3 separate regions of the Homo sapiens genome follow, and regions 1 and 3 are each linked to region 2. Evidence: read pairs that join two places in POLR2A ChIA-PET (ENCODE). Cell type or tissue: K562. All regions are shown on one strand.

Evidence for each region. Peaks named below come from ENCODE experiments on the same cell type or tissue, not always from the same donor. Only the 100,000 strongest peaks of a DNase experiment are listed, where the experiment ranks them.
Region 1: POLR2A ChIA-PET joins it to region 2 with 7 read pairs; 5 of 35 experiments call an interaction of 5 or more read pairs at or near these places.
Region 3: POLR2A ChIA-PET joins it to region 2 with 5 read pairs; 2 of 35 experiments call an interaction of 5 or more read pairs at or near these places.

What each region holds. Positions count from the first base shown.
Region 1 is chr5:177,044,165-177,049,164 of GRCh38, reverse strand. It overlaps ZNF346 (zinc finger protein 346), which reads right to left. Exons shown (of 7, transcript NM_012279.4): 4 at 4,632-4,776. Among named protein-coding and RNA genes, the nearest start is that of ZNF346, 24 kb to the right of the region's middle. In K562, no CTCF peak of the experiment used is centred here; no DNase peak of the experiment used is centred here.
Region 2 is chr5:176,968,325-176,973,324 of GRCh38, reverse strand. It overlaps UIMC1 (ubiquitin interaction motif containing 1), which reads left to right. Exons shown (of 15, transcript NM_001199298.2): 4 at 2,459-2,583; 5 at 3,619-3,724; 6 at 4,034-4,770. Among named protein-coding and RNA genes, the nearest start is that of UIMC1, 36 kb to the left of the region's middle. In K562, no CTCF peak of the experiment used is centred here; a DNase peak (open chromatin) is centred at 2,884.
Region 3 is chr5:177,248,017-177,253,016 of GRCh38, reverse strand. NSD1 (nuclear receptor binding SET domain protein 1) reads right to left here. Exons shown (of 23, transcript NM_022455.5): 11 at 4,693-4,836; 12 at 1,164-1,287. Among named protein-coding and RNA genes, the nearest start is that of RAB24, 53 kb to the left of the region's middle. In K562, no CTCF peak of the experiment used is centred here; no DNase peak of the experiment used is centred here.

The DNA of each region.
Region 1 (5,000 bases), 76 kb before region 2:
AATGTACATGTTGTAGAATATTTTATAATATGAGAAAATATTCTGTTTGTGGTGTTGAGTGTAAAAAAAGCAAGTTACAGGCCAGGCGCAATGGCTTGTGCCTGTAATCCCAGCACTTTGGGAGGTTGAGGCAGGCAGATAATCTGACTCAGGAGTTCTGAGACCAGCCTGGCCAACATGGTGAAACTCAGTCTCTACTAAAAAAATACAAAATTAGCTGGGTGTGGTAGTGCATGCCTGTAATCCCAGCTACTCAGGAGGCTGAGGCAGGAGAACTGCTTGAACAGGTGGGCGGAGGCTGCAGTAAGCTGAGATTGCGCCATTGCACTCCACTCTGAGCGAAAAGAGTGAAATTCTGTCTCAAAAAAAAAAAAAAAGAAAAAAAAAGAAAAAAACAAGTTACACATCAATCTGCTTCTTATGTCCTCAATTTTATAGAACAACAACAAACGCATAGGTGACAGCATGGAAAAAAGATCAAAAGCACAGAGAGTAGAGTGTGTTTCACTATTTTCCGACTTTTCCTTTCTTTTTTTTCTTTTTGAGATGGAGTTTTGCTCTTGTTGCCCAGGCTGGAGTGCAATGGCACGATCTTGACTCACTGCAACCTCTGCCTCTGGGGTTCAAGCGATTCTCCTGCTTCAGTCTCCGAAGTAGATGGGATTACAGGCATACGCCACCATGCCCAGCTAATTTTGTATTTTTAGTAGAGATGGGGTTTCTCCATGTTGGTCAGGCTGGTCTCAAACTCCTGACCTCAGGTGATCCACCCGCCTCAGCCTCCCAAAGTGCTGGAATTACAGGCGTGAGCACCCGGCCTACTATTTTCCAACTTTTCTGTAATGAATGTAGATTTTTAACATCAGAAAAGAGGTATAATGGTTGTTAAGAGAGAACGGTCATTCTTTGAGATACTGAACAGAAGCATCAGAAGTGAAAGTGTAAGTAAGTCTAGAACCATTTAATGCGCATCCAATAAAATGAGGGATATAGAGTCTGTTCTCAGAAAATAACCTGAAATGTAATAAAGTGTTCTACAGAGATGTTCACTGTAGTGTTATCTGTAACACCAAAAAGTGGGGGGTGGGGAGATTAAATGTTCAGCATTAGACGAATATTAAATGTAGTACGATGCAGTCACTAAAAATGCTTATAAAGAATTTTTTAATAACATGGGGAAATACAAATGTCATATTAAATAAAAAACATATAGAAGGCAATTGTATGGCCAGGTGCGGTGGCTCATGTCTGTAATCCTAGCACTTTGGGAGGCAGAAGCGGGTGAATCACCTGAGATCAGGAGTTAGAGATCTGCCTGGCCAACATGCCGAAACCCCATCGCTAGTAATACAAAAATTAGGCAGGGCACGGTGGCTCATGTCTGTAATCCCAGAACTTTGGGAGGCTGAGGTGGGTGGATCACCTGAGGTCAGGAATTCAAGACCAGCCTGAGCAATATGTTGAAACCCTGTCTCTATTAAAAATGCAAAAATTAACTGGGCGTGGTGGCAGGTGCCGGTAGTCCCAGCTACTCAGGAGGCTGAGTCAAGAGAATTGCTTGAACCCAGAGGGTGGAGGTTGCAGTGAGTCAAGGTTGCACCACTGCACTCCAGTCTAGGCGACAGCAAAACTCCATCTCAAAAAAACAAAAAAACAACATTAGCCGGGTATGGTGGTGGGCACCTGTAATCCCAGCTATTCAGCAGGTGGAAGCAGGAGAATTGCTTGAACCTGGTGGGGCAGAGGTTGCAGTGAGCTGAGATTGCGCCATTTCACTCCAGCTTGGGCAAAAGAGGGAGACTCCATCTCAAAAAAAAAAAAAAACAAAAAACAAACAAACAAAAAAGGCAATTGTACATACCATACGGTAAGATCATTGTTTGAGGCCAGGAGTTCAAGACCAGCCTGGGCAACATAGTGAAACCCCGTCTCTAATAAAAACACAAAAATTGGCCAGGCGCGGTGGCACGCGCCTGTAGTCCCAGCTACTTGGGAGGCTGAGGCAGAAGAATCGCTTGAACCCAGGAGGCGGAGGTTGCAGTGAGCCGAGATCGTGCCACTGCACTCCAGCCTGGGTGACAGAGCAAGACTTCATCTCAAAATAAATAAATAAATAAATAAATAAATAAATAAAAATAAATAAAAAAATTTTAAAAACCCCACACGTGTAATCCATATGTGCATACTGGTATTTTAAAACATCACCAACATATTAACAGTATTTCTCTCTTGGTGTAGGATTTAGGTGATATTTTACTTTCTTCTTTGTATCTTTTGCAATTGTTTGAAGTGGAATTATTCATAATGAGTATGCATTGTTTTTATAAAAACATGAAAGTTATTTAAAGTAGTCTATGTTTATATGCACATATACACGGAGTTAACCTAGATATACACAAAACGAATATACACACAGATATACAAAGATACATATAACAATAAGATTATAGGAGAAACAGATTATAGGAGAAACCAAAATGTTAACAGTGTTTATCTGTGAATGGTAAAATTATGGGTAACTTTTCTTTCCATTTATCCATGTTTTCCTTATCTCTTACAACATGATTATATTACTTTACATTAAAAAGTGTTTAATTTCAGAAATATAGTTATAAAGTTGTGTAATAACATGGAAATGTGCTTAAGCTGTAAAATTAAATGAAAAGTAAAAGCGGGATATAAAGGGTACCTGCATTATGATCACAACTATATAAAAACAAAGTATGTGGCAAAAGCTGAAAGTGAATATGGAAAATAATCTCGAGTATGAAATTTCAGGGACAAGGCATAATGCAGAGAATTTTCCCATTTGTGGGAAGAGAAGTCTGTGACCTTATAAAATTGGTTTTTTTTTTTTTTTTTTTGAGACGAGGTCTTGCTCTGTCCCCCAGGCTGGTGTACAATGGTGCGATCTCAGCTCACTGCAACCTCCAGCTCCCGGGTTCAAGCGATTCTCTTGCCTCAGTCTCCCAAGAAGCTGGGACTACAGGCTCGTGCCACCACACCCAGCTAATTTTTGTTATTTTTAGTAGAGATTGGGTTTCACCGTGTTGACCAGGCTGGTCTTGAACTCCTGACTTCAAGTGATCTGCCCACCTCAGCCTCCCAAAGTGCTGGGATTACAACAGGCATGAGCCACCATGCCCGGCCTATGTCCTGTGTTTTTAATACACATTATTGTATCCTCACAACCGATGAAGTAGACAGTATTATTATCATTTTATAGGTTAGGCAGTTCAGACACAAAAAAGTCATATAAACAGTAACAGTGCCAGGCTTTAAACCTGGGACTCTGTGACTTCAAAGTCCACATTCTGCTGTTTCATACCATGAATAACTAGATGTGGGTGTGATAAAAAGGTGTAATTATGAGTGGCCAGGTGTGGTGGCTCATGCCTGTAATCCCAGCACTCTGGGAAGCTGAGATGGGAGTATCACTTAAGGCCAGGAGTTCAAGACCAGCCTGAGCAATATAGTGAGAAGCCATCTCTATTTAAAAAAAAAGGTTTTGGCCGGCGTGGTGGCTTATGCCTGTATTCCTAACACTTTGGGAGGCCGAGGCAGGTGGATCACGAGGTCAGGAGTTTGAGACCATCCTGGCTAACACAGTGAAACCCCGTTTCTACTAAAAAATACAAAAAAATTAGCTGGGCATGGTGGTGGGCACCTGTAGTCCCAGCTACTTGGGAGGCTGAGGCTGAAGAATGGCATGAACCTGGGAGGTAGAGCTTGCAGTGAGCCGAGATCATGCCACTGCACTCTAACCTAGGCAACAGAGCGAGACTCCATCTCAAAAAAAAAAAATTATGAGTGATTTTTCACCCTACCTTTGAAGGCTTCCAAAACACAGTTGTCAGTAAACACAAAAAGGATAATAGTATTACTAATAGTGTAGTCTACTTCTTGGTCCAAAATAGAGAAGCAAAAATTATCAAGAAAACAATGAAATAAACATCAAAGAACTTTCACTCTTGACTAATTGCAATTAGCAGAGGTTAAAACCCCAGAAAGTCAGGAGTTAATGAGATGAAAGTGAGGGCTGAGCCCTAGTCGTGACGAGATAAAGGGGGCTATTTCAGAAGTCACTGTACTGGGAATGAATTCATGGCAGTTACAGATTGTGGGGCAGTAGTAGCAGCACTGAAGTATTCAGCTTTGAAAGGCAAGTCCCTGTCTTGAGGAGAACAGGCAGCTTTTGAGGATTAAAGTGAGTAGGCCATAACCTGAGCATGTGAAAAAGACAAGGATTTAGCTTTCAACTTGGAACATGCAGTAATAAGGGCAGGTGGATGCTGGGATGGAAAAATCTAGTGGGAGAGGTAGGAGATAGAATGCTCTCATGGTATGCGTGGCCTGGAGGACTTTGGCACTCCTGAGTTATAATTATTAGTCAGGACAAAAGCTCAGCCTATAGAGAAAAACCTATAACCAAAGAAAGGGAGGTTAGGTGAGCATAATTCTGAGATTGCATTTCAGTGAAGCTGGGTCTACTTGGAGATTTTTAAGGGTTCTCAAAAGCAATTCAACTTCTTCAAGTCTGTGGCCTCAGTGAGGATCTCTGTGAGCCCCTGGCAGTAGTGCCCTGAGGACGGCAGGGGTCCCACTATAGCACTACTCAGGAAAACCAGTACCTTCCACCTTAGTGGACTGCTGCTTCAGCTTTAAGTTCTTTGCGTGGGTCTTCCCCAGGTAGTGCGACTGGGCCACGACAGGGGAGGAAAAGGTCATGTTACAGATGGGGCAGCACTGGTTCTTGTCTTTGCTTCTGCTGCTCTTCTGGTTGGAAGAAAGAACACAGGTCTGATCATACCACTGCCCCACCAGAAAATCTTCAATGGTTCCCCACTGCCCATAACAGAACAGGCATTTATGGCCCCCCTCACACATTAACCCCAACCTACTTTCTAGATTCTTCTCCAGCTACTTTGTCCCAGACTCTACTCACCATCCCCCACTTTATTCTCTGATGCTTCCTTGCTTTGCTTTGGCCATTCCTGCTG
Region 2 (5,000 bases):
TATAAAAAGATTTTTATTTTATTTTATTTTTGCCTCCAAGAACCAATTTTTGTCCACTTGGGGATGGTATCACTCTTGTTGAGAATGCATGATAGAAGTTGCCAGACTTGGCCATGCCCAGTGGCTCATGCCTGTGATCCCAGCACTTTGGGAGGCCGAGGCGGGTGGATCACCTGAGGTCAGGAGTTTGAGACCAGCCTGGCCAACATGGTGAAACCTCGTCTCTACTAAAAATACAAAAATTAGCCGGGCCTGGTGGCAGGCACCTATAATCCCAACTACTTCGGAGGCTGAGGGAGGAGTATCGCTTGAACCTGGGAGGCAGAGGTTGCAGTGAGCTGAGATCACGCCACTGCACTCCAGCCTGGGCAACAGAGAGAGACGCCATTTCAAAAAAAAAAAAAAAGAAGTTGCCAGACTTACTGGTATAAAATCATTCATAGTATTCCCTTATTTATTCTTTTAGTGACTGTAGAATTTATAATCTTGTTTCCTCTTTTATTGTCGGTATTGTTAATTGTTGTTGTGTTTTTGTTCTTGAGCAGTTAAGAGGTTTATGCATTTTAATTTTTTAATTTTTTAATTTTTTGAGATGGAGTCTTGTTCTGTCGCCCAGGTTAGAGCGCAGTTGCGTGATCTTGGCTCGCTGCAACCTCCGCCTCCCGGGTTTAAGCGATTCTCCTACCTCAGCCTCCCGAGTAGCTGGGATTACAGGCGCCTGCCACCACGCCCAGCTAATTTTTGTATTTTTAGTAGAGATGAGGTTTCACCATGTAGGCCAGGCTGGTCTCAAACTCCTGACCTCAGGTGATCTGCCTGGCTTGGCCTCCCAAAGTGCTGGGATTACAGGCATGAGTCACCGCTCCTGGCCGAGGTTTATGCATTTTATTGACCTTTTTGTAGAATTGATTTTTTTTTTTTTTTGAGACGGAGTCTCACTCTGTTGCCTAGGCTGGAGTGCAGTGGCGCATCTCTGCTCACTGCAAGCTCTGCCTTCAGGGTTCACGCCATTCTCCTGCCTCAGCCTCGTGAGTAGCTGGGACTATAGGCGCTCACCACCATGCCTGGCTGATTTTTTGTATTTTTTTAGTAGAGACGGGGTTTCACCGTGTTAGCCAGGATGGTCTCGATCTCCTGATCTCATGATCCGCCTACCTTGGCCTCCCAAAGTGCTGGGATTACAGGCGTGAGCCACCGCGCCTGGCCTGTAATAATTCTATAAAGAGGAGCTTTTAATTTGCTTGGTTACCCAGTAGTATAGCTTGTGTAGAAAAAGTAGGATAAAAGCAATTCTATTATTTTATCAGTTTTCAAATAGTGGATTCACTGACATTCTTCAACAGTGACTGGTTAGTCTATGTATTTTTAAAAAATATTAGTATGAACTTACAGTTGTTTTTGTTTTTGGTTTTTTTGAGATGGAGTCTTGCTTTTGTCACCTAGGGTGGAGTGCAATGGCATGGTTTCAGCTCATTGCAACCTCCGCCTCCCGGGTTCAAGTGATTCTCCTCCCTCAGCTTCCCAAGTAGCTGGGATTACAGGCACCCACCACCATGCCTGGCTAATTTTTGTGTTTTTAGTAGAGACAGGGTTTCACCATGTTGTCCGTGATGGTCTCGAATTCCTGACCTCACATGATCCTCCCACCTTGGCCTCCCACAGTGGTGGGATTACAGGCGTGAGCCACCACGCCTGGCCTTAACTTACAGATTTAAATATATTTGATGTGATTTAAAGCATTGCATTCATTATCTTTATTGATGCTTCGGTTCCATTTTTGGCCAGTGAGGACTTTATTTAATTGGCTCCTAAGTTCTTTCGATATGACTCTAGTAGTGTCTAATAGAGTCTTTGCTTAATAGTGTCTAGTAGTGTCTAATACAGTGACAAATATTCTAGCTCATCTTGTTCATTTCATGCTTTGGACTTGGGACCCAGCCATTTCTTCAGTGTACCCCGGTTCCTTTTAAATGAAAAATGGTGTCTGGAGACCACATTCTTGTCACTAGGGATGTTCTTTTCTACTGGGTAAATCAGAGGATTCTGAAGAGTAAAATTGTTCTGGCTAAATGTTGAGCATAAAGCGTTGCGGTATTTAGCAAAAAGCTCTAGAGTGGGCATTAATTCCTCTGTTTATTCATTTAGCAGATATTTATTACGTACCATGTGCCCTGCACTTTTTTATGTGCTGGAGGTATAACAGTGAACAGTGTAGGTAAAAACTCTGCCTTCATGGGAGCTTACAGCCTAGTTAACCCAAGATTCTTGTTGTAACTGCTGCTAATTATCTTGGCCAACACCTTTCCTTCTGGGGTTTTCCTCATTTACAAGATTATAAAATTGTACTAAGTGGTCTGGTAGTGTCTTCAGTTGAAAAGTTTAATAATTCTCTTTCTTGCCTCCATGATTATTCAGTGTTTGTGGTGTTCCTCCTTCTCTTTTCCCTATCCTCTTACAGAGATGACAGAAGAAGAACAGTTTGCTCTGGCTCTCAAAATGAGTGAGCAGGAAGCTAGGGAGGTGAACAGCCAGGAGGAGGAAGAAGAGGAGCTCTTGAGGAAAGCCATTGCTGAAAGCCTGAATGTAAATATGCCATGTTGCAAAAGTTTGTGGAGATTGATCAGCTATATTTTTGACTTCTGTGGTGTTGTAGTTGCATTAGGAACTAGCTGTAGTCATTTATAGGGTTTTCACCTAACAAAAATTCCCATAGTAATTTTTTAAAGTCTGTGTTGAATTGTTGGTTAACCCAATTTAAAGTATTTTGTTAATTCTATATGAAAGAGTTTTCTTCCACCCCATGGATTTTTTAGTTCATGGTTGAAAGAATTATCATAAGTTGACAGCTTCTGAAAAGACTTACTGAATACCAAGAACCAGAAGGCAGCAAGATAAGATGCTAACTTCTCTAGTATTGTGGGAGAGCAAAGGGAATGAGAACTAGAGGTGGATTATGGGAAGAAAGAATGGGCAGTTTTAAAAAAATAATGAAATAAAGTTAAATTGTCATTTGAATATGCACAACTGAATTTTTTTTTTTTTTTTTTTTTTTTGAGATGGAGTCTCACTCCATTGCCCAGGCTGGAGTGCAGTGGCACAATCTTGGCTCACTGCAAACTCCGCCTCCTGGGTTCAAGCAATTCTCCTGCCTTAGCCTCCCAAGTAGCTGGGATTATAAGCCCCCACCACCACACCCAGCTAATTTTTTGTATTTTCAGTAGAGACTGGGTTTCACCATGTTGGCCAGGCTGGTCTGGAACTCCTGACCTCAGGTGATCTGCCTGCCTCAGCCTCCCAAAGTGCTGGGATTACAAGCATTAGCCACCTCGCCCAGCCTGAAATGATTTTAAATGTGAAGGATACTTGCCAGTGGCAGGTCCTGAACCATCTTTTTATGCCATTTGCCTCCCTGTTTTAAAAAAGGGTTTAGTATAGTGATCTAGTACAACACTTTGCACATAGACATTCAGCATATGCTGTGAAATTAAATTGAGCCATTTACATTTTAGAAAGAGAAAGTCTTATGAACGGTGGCCTCCCATTTTGTCCTTCCTGTGACCCTTCATATATAGTTATTTTAATAATAAACCTGGTCTGGTATGGGATCACTTGTTTCAGAGTTGCCGGCCTTCTGATGCTTCCGCTACCAGATCTCGACCTCTGGCCACTGGACCGTCTTCCCAGTCCCATCAAGAGAAAACCACAGACTCTGGGCTCACTGAAGGCATGTCTCCCTGTTCTGACTCCTTCCATTCATCAAGTATAACTGTACCACAGGGATCTCATGCTGAGAGTAGATACACGGAAATACCCCAGATCCTTTTGGTGATAATAAAGAAGTTAAATCAGGAAGTAGTTGAGATCATAAGAATATCCGGCATACTTTTATCTCCAAGGAAAAACCAACATTTGGTTAAACCCAAAGAAGAGCCTTTCTTACCCATATTATGTAATTCTTGGTAAGTGATAACTTACCAAGCCCTCTTAATAAAAAAGTTTGTCCTTAGCCCTACTTTTTCTCAAATACCTACAGGCATATGGCAGCTGGTACCTCCATCACTGTTTAAAGGCTCACATATCAGTCAGGGAAACGAGGCTGAGGAAAGAGAGGAGCCTTGGGACCACACTGAAAAAACTGAAGAGGAGCCGGTCTCTGGCAGCTCAGGAAGCTGGGACCAGTCAAGCCAGCCAGTGTTTGAGAATGTGAACGTTAAATCTTTTGACAGATGTACTGGCCACTCGGCTGAGCACACACAGTGTGGGAAGCCACAGGAAAGTACTGGGAGGGGTTCTGCTTTTCTCAAAGCTGTCCAGGGTAGCGGGGACACATCTAGGCACTGTCTACCTACCCTAGCAGATGCCAAAGGTCTCCAGGACACTGGGGGCACTGTGAACTATTTCTGGGGTATTCCATTCTGCCCTGATGGAGTAGACCCTAACCAGTATACCAAGGTCATTCTCTGCCAGTTGGAGGTTTATCAAAAGAGCCTGAAAATGGCTCAGAGGCAGCTCCTTAATAAAAAAGGTTTTGGGGAACCAGTGTTACCTAGACCTCCTTCTCTGATCCAGAATGAATGTGGCCAAGGAGAGCAGGCTAGTGAGAAAAATGAATGCATCTCAGAAGATATGGGAGATGAAGACAAAGAGGAGAGGCAGGAGTCTAGGGCATCTGACTGGCACTCAAAAACCAAGGATTTCCAGGAAAGCTCAATTAAAAGCTTGAAAGAGAAACTTTTGTTGGAGGAAGAACCAACAACCAGTCATGGTCAGGTAAGGGTCAGTGATGCTGTAATTAAGGATGATTTATTCACAGATTAAAACAAGGATTATTTTAGCTGTTATTTTTGTGGTCTTCCCCTCCTTGATTATTAAAGTAATACATGTTCACTATAGAAAATTAGGAAAGTACAGGAGAGTATAAAGAAGAAAAAAACTACCATTTTTTTTTTTTTGAGTTGGAGTCTCGCTCTGTCTCCCAGGCTGGAGTGCAATGGCGCAAT
Region 3 (5,000 bases), 280 kb before region 2:
CTCCTCCTCTCCTTCCAGTAACTCGTTATAAGAGCATATACGCCCAGGTAGTGTCACTGACCATTATCCTACCCTAATGACACTTTTTCTTTGGGAAGTATCATCCAGATGTGCAGCTTCAATGACTTACAGGCATAAGATCTATACCTCAGCCCTGATTTCTTCACTGTTTACATGCTGTAACATCTACACATCATGCTAAGAAAAAAAAAAAAAAAAGGGAGAGAGAGAGCGAGAGAACACTTTCCAGCCTGGGCAACATAGTAAGACCCCCTTTCTCAACAAAAAATAAAAAAAATTGCCCACGCATGGTGGCAAGTGGTTGCAGTCCCAGCTACTTGGGAAGCTGAGTTGGGAGGATTGCTTGAGCCCAGGAGCTCAAGACTACAATGAGCTATGATCACGCCACTGTACTCAAACCTGGACAACAAGACCTCATCTCTTATTAAAAAAAAAAAAAAAAAAAAAAAAAAAAAAGAACACTTTACTTTAGCGCAGCTTTATGAAGTGCTTTACCAGCTGGTCTCAGCTGACTATTCCTATTTTCTAACCCAATCTAAGCATTATAACCCGCAAATAATCTTTTTACTTTTTTGGTAAATATTTTTATCGATGTATAATGTACACACCATAAAGTACACGCATCCTAAGAGTATAGTTGATGAAGTAAACATGCTCATGTAATCACTACGCAGATTAAGAAATATAAAATATTACCAGTAACCAAGAAGCCCTCTTAGTTACTGCCTATGCCTTTTACCTAAAATATCCTAAACTCTATAAACACATTGGCCTGTATTCCATATTCCCCAAATGTTTTACACGCTTTCATTACTAGACCTTCTGCACTTCCCCTCCCGACATCAATTTCTCTTTCTCTCTTAAAGCTAAACACAGATATCTTCCTCTATGGCATCAGCTCATCTTTGCTTACATTACATTCTAAATGTATCACCAACACAATGCTTTTTGCACTGTATTATGCTACCCATTTATTATTCACTTGGTAGCTTTTCTGAAAGCAGTGACCCCACAGCACCATTTCTATATCTGTAACAACTAGCCCAGTGTTGCCACAAAATAGTGTCTCCAATAAATGTCTTTCCTGAAAAACTTAAAATTCAAACTTTCTTTGGAGGAAGACCGTTCGATATCTACTTTACCTGTGCGACATTCATTGCAGATAAATTTTCCTCTTGGCATCTCAGTCAATCCAAGGCACTCCAGGTGGAAAGCCCCACAGCACTGAGCCTCACATAACAGCAGCTCACCCAATTTTTCACAATTCTGTTAAGAGAAAGAAAACATCTATCTGTTTTTCCATGTTTGAGAATCAAGAGTAAAACCAGTGTCAGTGGGTTAAAGTAAACAAAGGTTAAAAGTGGCAGAAAAGGAGGTGAGAAAGAGGCAAGGGCCCGTAGTTGTAGATTTTAGTCTAGTTACAAAGGTGTACCATTGGAGAGCTTTAACAAAGGAAAGCTAAAATCAGGTATTCATTTTTAAAAAGACTGTTCTGACTGCTACATGGAAAACGAGTTCAAGAGTAGAAAGGTCAGAAAAGAGCATAGAGATAAACCAGAAAGCTACTGAATGGTTCAAGCAACAGACACTGGCTAGCTAGAGTTGGATCATAAAGTTCCAAAAGAGCTCCCACCAAGGTCTAAACAGCCCTTTTGGGACATACCTACAACCATCCCAGAGAGAGATCACTTTTCTGAAATAATCTCAGCTAAGATAGGGCCTCACTTAAGACAGGCGCTTAGGAAATAACAATGGGCATCTGTCACTATAAAACATTGTAAGATTTATCAATTTTTTTTTTTTTTTGAGAGGAAGTCTTGCTCTGTCGCCCAGGATGGAGTACAATGGCGCAATCTTGGCTCACTGCCACCTCTGCCACCCGGGTTCAAGTGATTCTCCTGCCTCAGCCTCCCGAGTAGCTGGGATTACAGGCATGCGCCACCATGCCCAGCTAATTTTTGTATTTCTAGTAGAGATGGGGTTTCACCACGTTGGCCAGGCTGGTCTCAAACTCCTCACCTCATGATCCACCCACCTTGGCCTCCCAAAGTGCTGGGATTACAGGTGTGAGCCACCGCACCCAGCCCAAATATTTTTAAAGCCTTGTACTACTATGAAAAGCAAACAAGGGGAAAGGTGACTAAGTAAGTTTTAGCTTCAAGAACTCATAGAAACAGAATAGGTCTTGATCACTTAAGAATCAAAGCTTAAATAAAAAACAGGACAGCTTTAGGGAGAAAGGTTAGAGAGGTAGCCTGGAATTGATAGGGGAACTCAGGGACTTTATCAACCTATAGTCTGAGATATCCTCAAATGTCTGACTCCCCATTATCTACTATTCACATATAAAAACTGAAAAATAGCACTATATATTGTACTTTGCATATTCAGAGTGCCAATAACGTTTCTATATATGGTAAAAAAAAAAAAAAACTGACCTTCAGCACTTAAATAGGAAAACGTTAATTACAACGTGAATTAGAAATAAAGTTTTTGCATTAACTAAATGTTATAGACTAATTATTCAACTGGGATAACCACGTAATTTATCTTTCAAACCGGGACACCTGAGAGTGAAAAGAAGTGCTATTAATAAATTGTGACAGCACAAGGGACCTACACAAAGACTGATCCAGACAAGCCAGGACCACAGGGTCACCTTACCTTTAACCTTTTCATTAAATGATCTTTGTAAAATGTATTTACACTCTGACTTGTCTCACTAAGTAAATAATGGGCATAACTGTTTTTGAGGATTAAGACTGTTGTTTGGGATCTGGTCCAAGAATGTAATAGTGAAGATAATAGGCAAAGAAACTGGATTGAAATTATATTGGCCACAATAACATTTTCTGGTCTGAGTTTACTTTTTTAGAGATCTCAACTTATTTATCTATTACTATTTATTATTTGTGAGATAGGGTCTCAGTCACCCAGGTGGGAGTGCAGTGGCATGACCATGGCTCACTAAAGCCTCTACCTCCCCAGCTTCAGGTGATCCAATGACCTCAGCCTCCCCAGCAGGGGAATTACAGGCACGAACTGTCATGCCTGGCTAATTTTTGTATTTTTGGCAGAGACAGGGTTTTACCATGTTGCCTGGCTGGTCTCAAATTCCTGGGCTCAAATGATCCACCCACCTCAGCCTCACAAAGTGCTGAGATTAGTGCTGTGCTTGGCCTATGGTTTCAATTTAAAAAAGAAGAACTGGCCGGGCGTGGTGGCTCACGCCTGTAATCCCAGCACTTTGGGAGGCCGAGGCGGGCAGATCACGAGGTCAGGAGATCGAGACCATCCTCGCCAACACGGTGAAACCCCATCTCTACCAAAAAATACAAAAAATTAGCTGGACATGGTGGCGGGTGCCTATAGTCCCGGTACTCAGGAGGCTGAGGCAGGAGAATGGGAGGCTGAGGCAGGAGAATGGCGTGAACCCAGGAGGCGGAGCTTGCAGTGAGCAGAGATCGCGCCACTGCACTGCAGCCTGGCCGACAGAGCGAGACTTCGTCTCAAAAATAAATAAATAAATAAATAAATAATTAATTAATAAAAAAGAAAAAAGAAAAACTAACATCCTCAAGTTTTTTGTTTATTTAAAAGACAAGTCTGTAATCTTGACCTGTTGGGCTACAGGTATGAGCCACTACAGCTGGCTAATTTAAAAAAAAGACAAATTTTTTAAAAATAGAGACAGGGGTCTCGCTGTGCTGCCCAGACTGGTCTAGAACTCCTGGCCTCAAGCAATCCTGCTGCCTCAGCTTCCAGAAGCACTGTGATTGTAGGTATGAGCCACTGCGCATTGCCTAACTTCAAGTTTGTATATACTAAATTTTAAGAATTACATAGGTAAATCAAGACCATTAAAAATATATATATTCAAATGGTCATTGACTCTACTCACAAAGACTTCAAGTCTCTAACAATAAAGTGGAATCCCCTATCTCACAGAGAGGCAATCCAACAAAATGGTTAAGACTCTAAACCAACCAAGTCCAACGGAGCTTAAAGGTTAGAAAAACGGAGAGGGAGACTCTAAATCCAGACTGCCGAAGTTTAAATCCAGGCTTCTCTCATGAATATAAACAAGCTATTTATCCTCTCTGTAATTTAGTTTCCTCATCTGCAAAATGGGAATAATCATAGAACTCTACTTATGAGATTATTAGGATGACTAAATAATGTAATATTTATAAAGTGCTTGGAACAATACTTCATACATAGTAAATACTCTACAAATATTTATTAAATAAATAAAACAATATAGGTGGTAGGCTTTCTAAAGTCACCACATTAAAGGAAAAACATCTCAAAGCTAAAATTACCCTTGAAAAGTTTCTTACAAACCCAAAGATTGTGACACCATGAGAAGTACTGGAGAATTATATTTGAATAAGCAACCAGAGATTCACATATTCCATCTCAGACTTGTTTCGCGGCATATATTCCTTCATGGGCCTTAAGGGCACGTGGTTCACCAACACTAAACTATTTCTCCAAGTATCTTTCTTTGTGGGGAGAAAAAAAGGGGTCAAATCCTTAAAGAAAGTGACTCCACTGGAATCATCCAAAAGCATTGTTATTCTACCAAGAAACCATCATAAAGAGATGGAGTGGGTTTCCCTTTAAAGATGAACATGCAATGAAAACACAAGTGGGCAAACATTTCTCTACCTGACAGACATTCTCCTTGAGTGCAGCTCCTCCACCGCGTTCACCCTGCATTTTTTTAGAGGCAGGCATCCCGGGATCGTGTTCTACACCTTCCTCAACAGTCTCCTTGGGGCTTGTGGCCGTCCTGTGAGGCATTAGTTCTCCCTTGCAAAGAAAAAATAATGTCCCACATCTGTATTATTGATGTCTCTTCCATTTGACCCCCTCCCTCTGGGCTGCTATTTGTCTAGCCATTAAGCACTTACAGATGTTCAGCCAATCACTCGGGCGGACTGCATGCAATGTTAGTTCTAACCCTGCTGTGATTG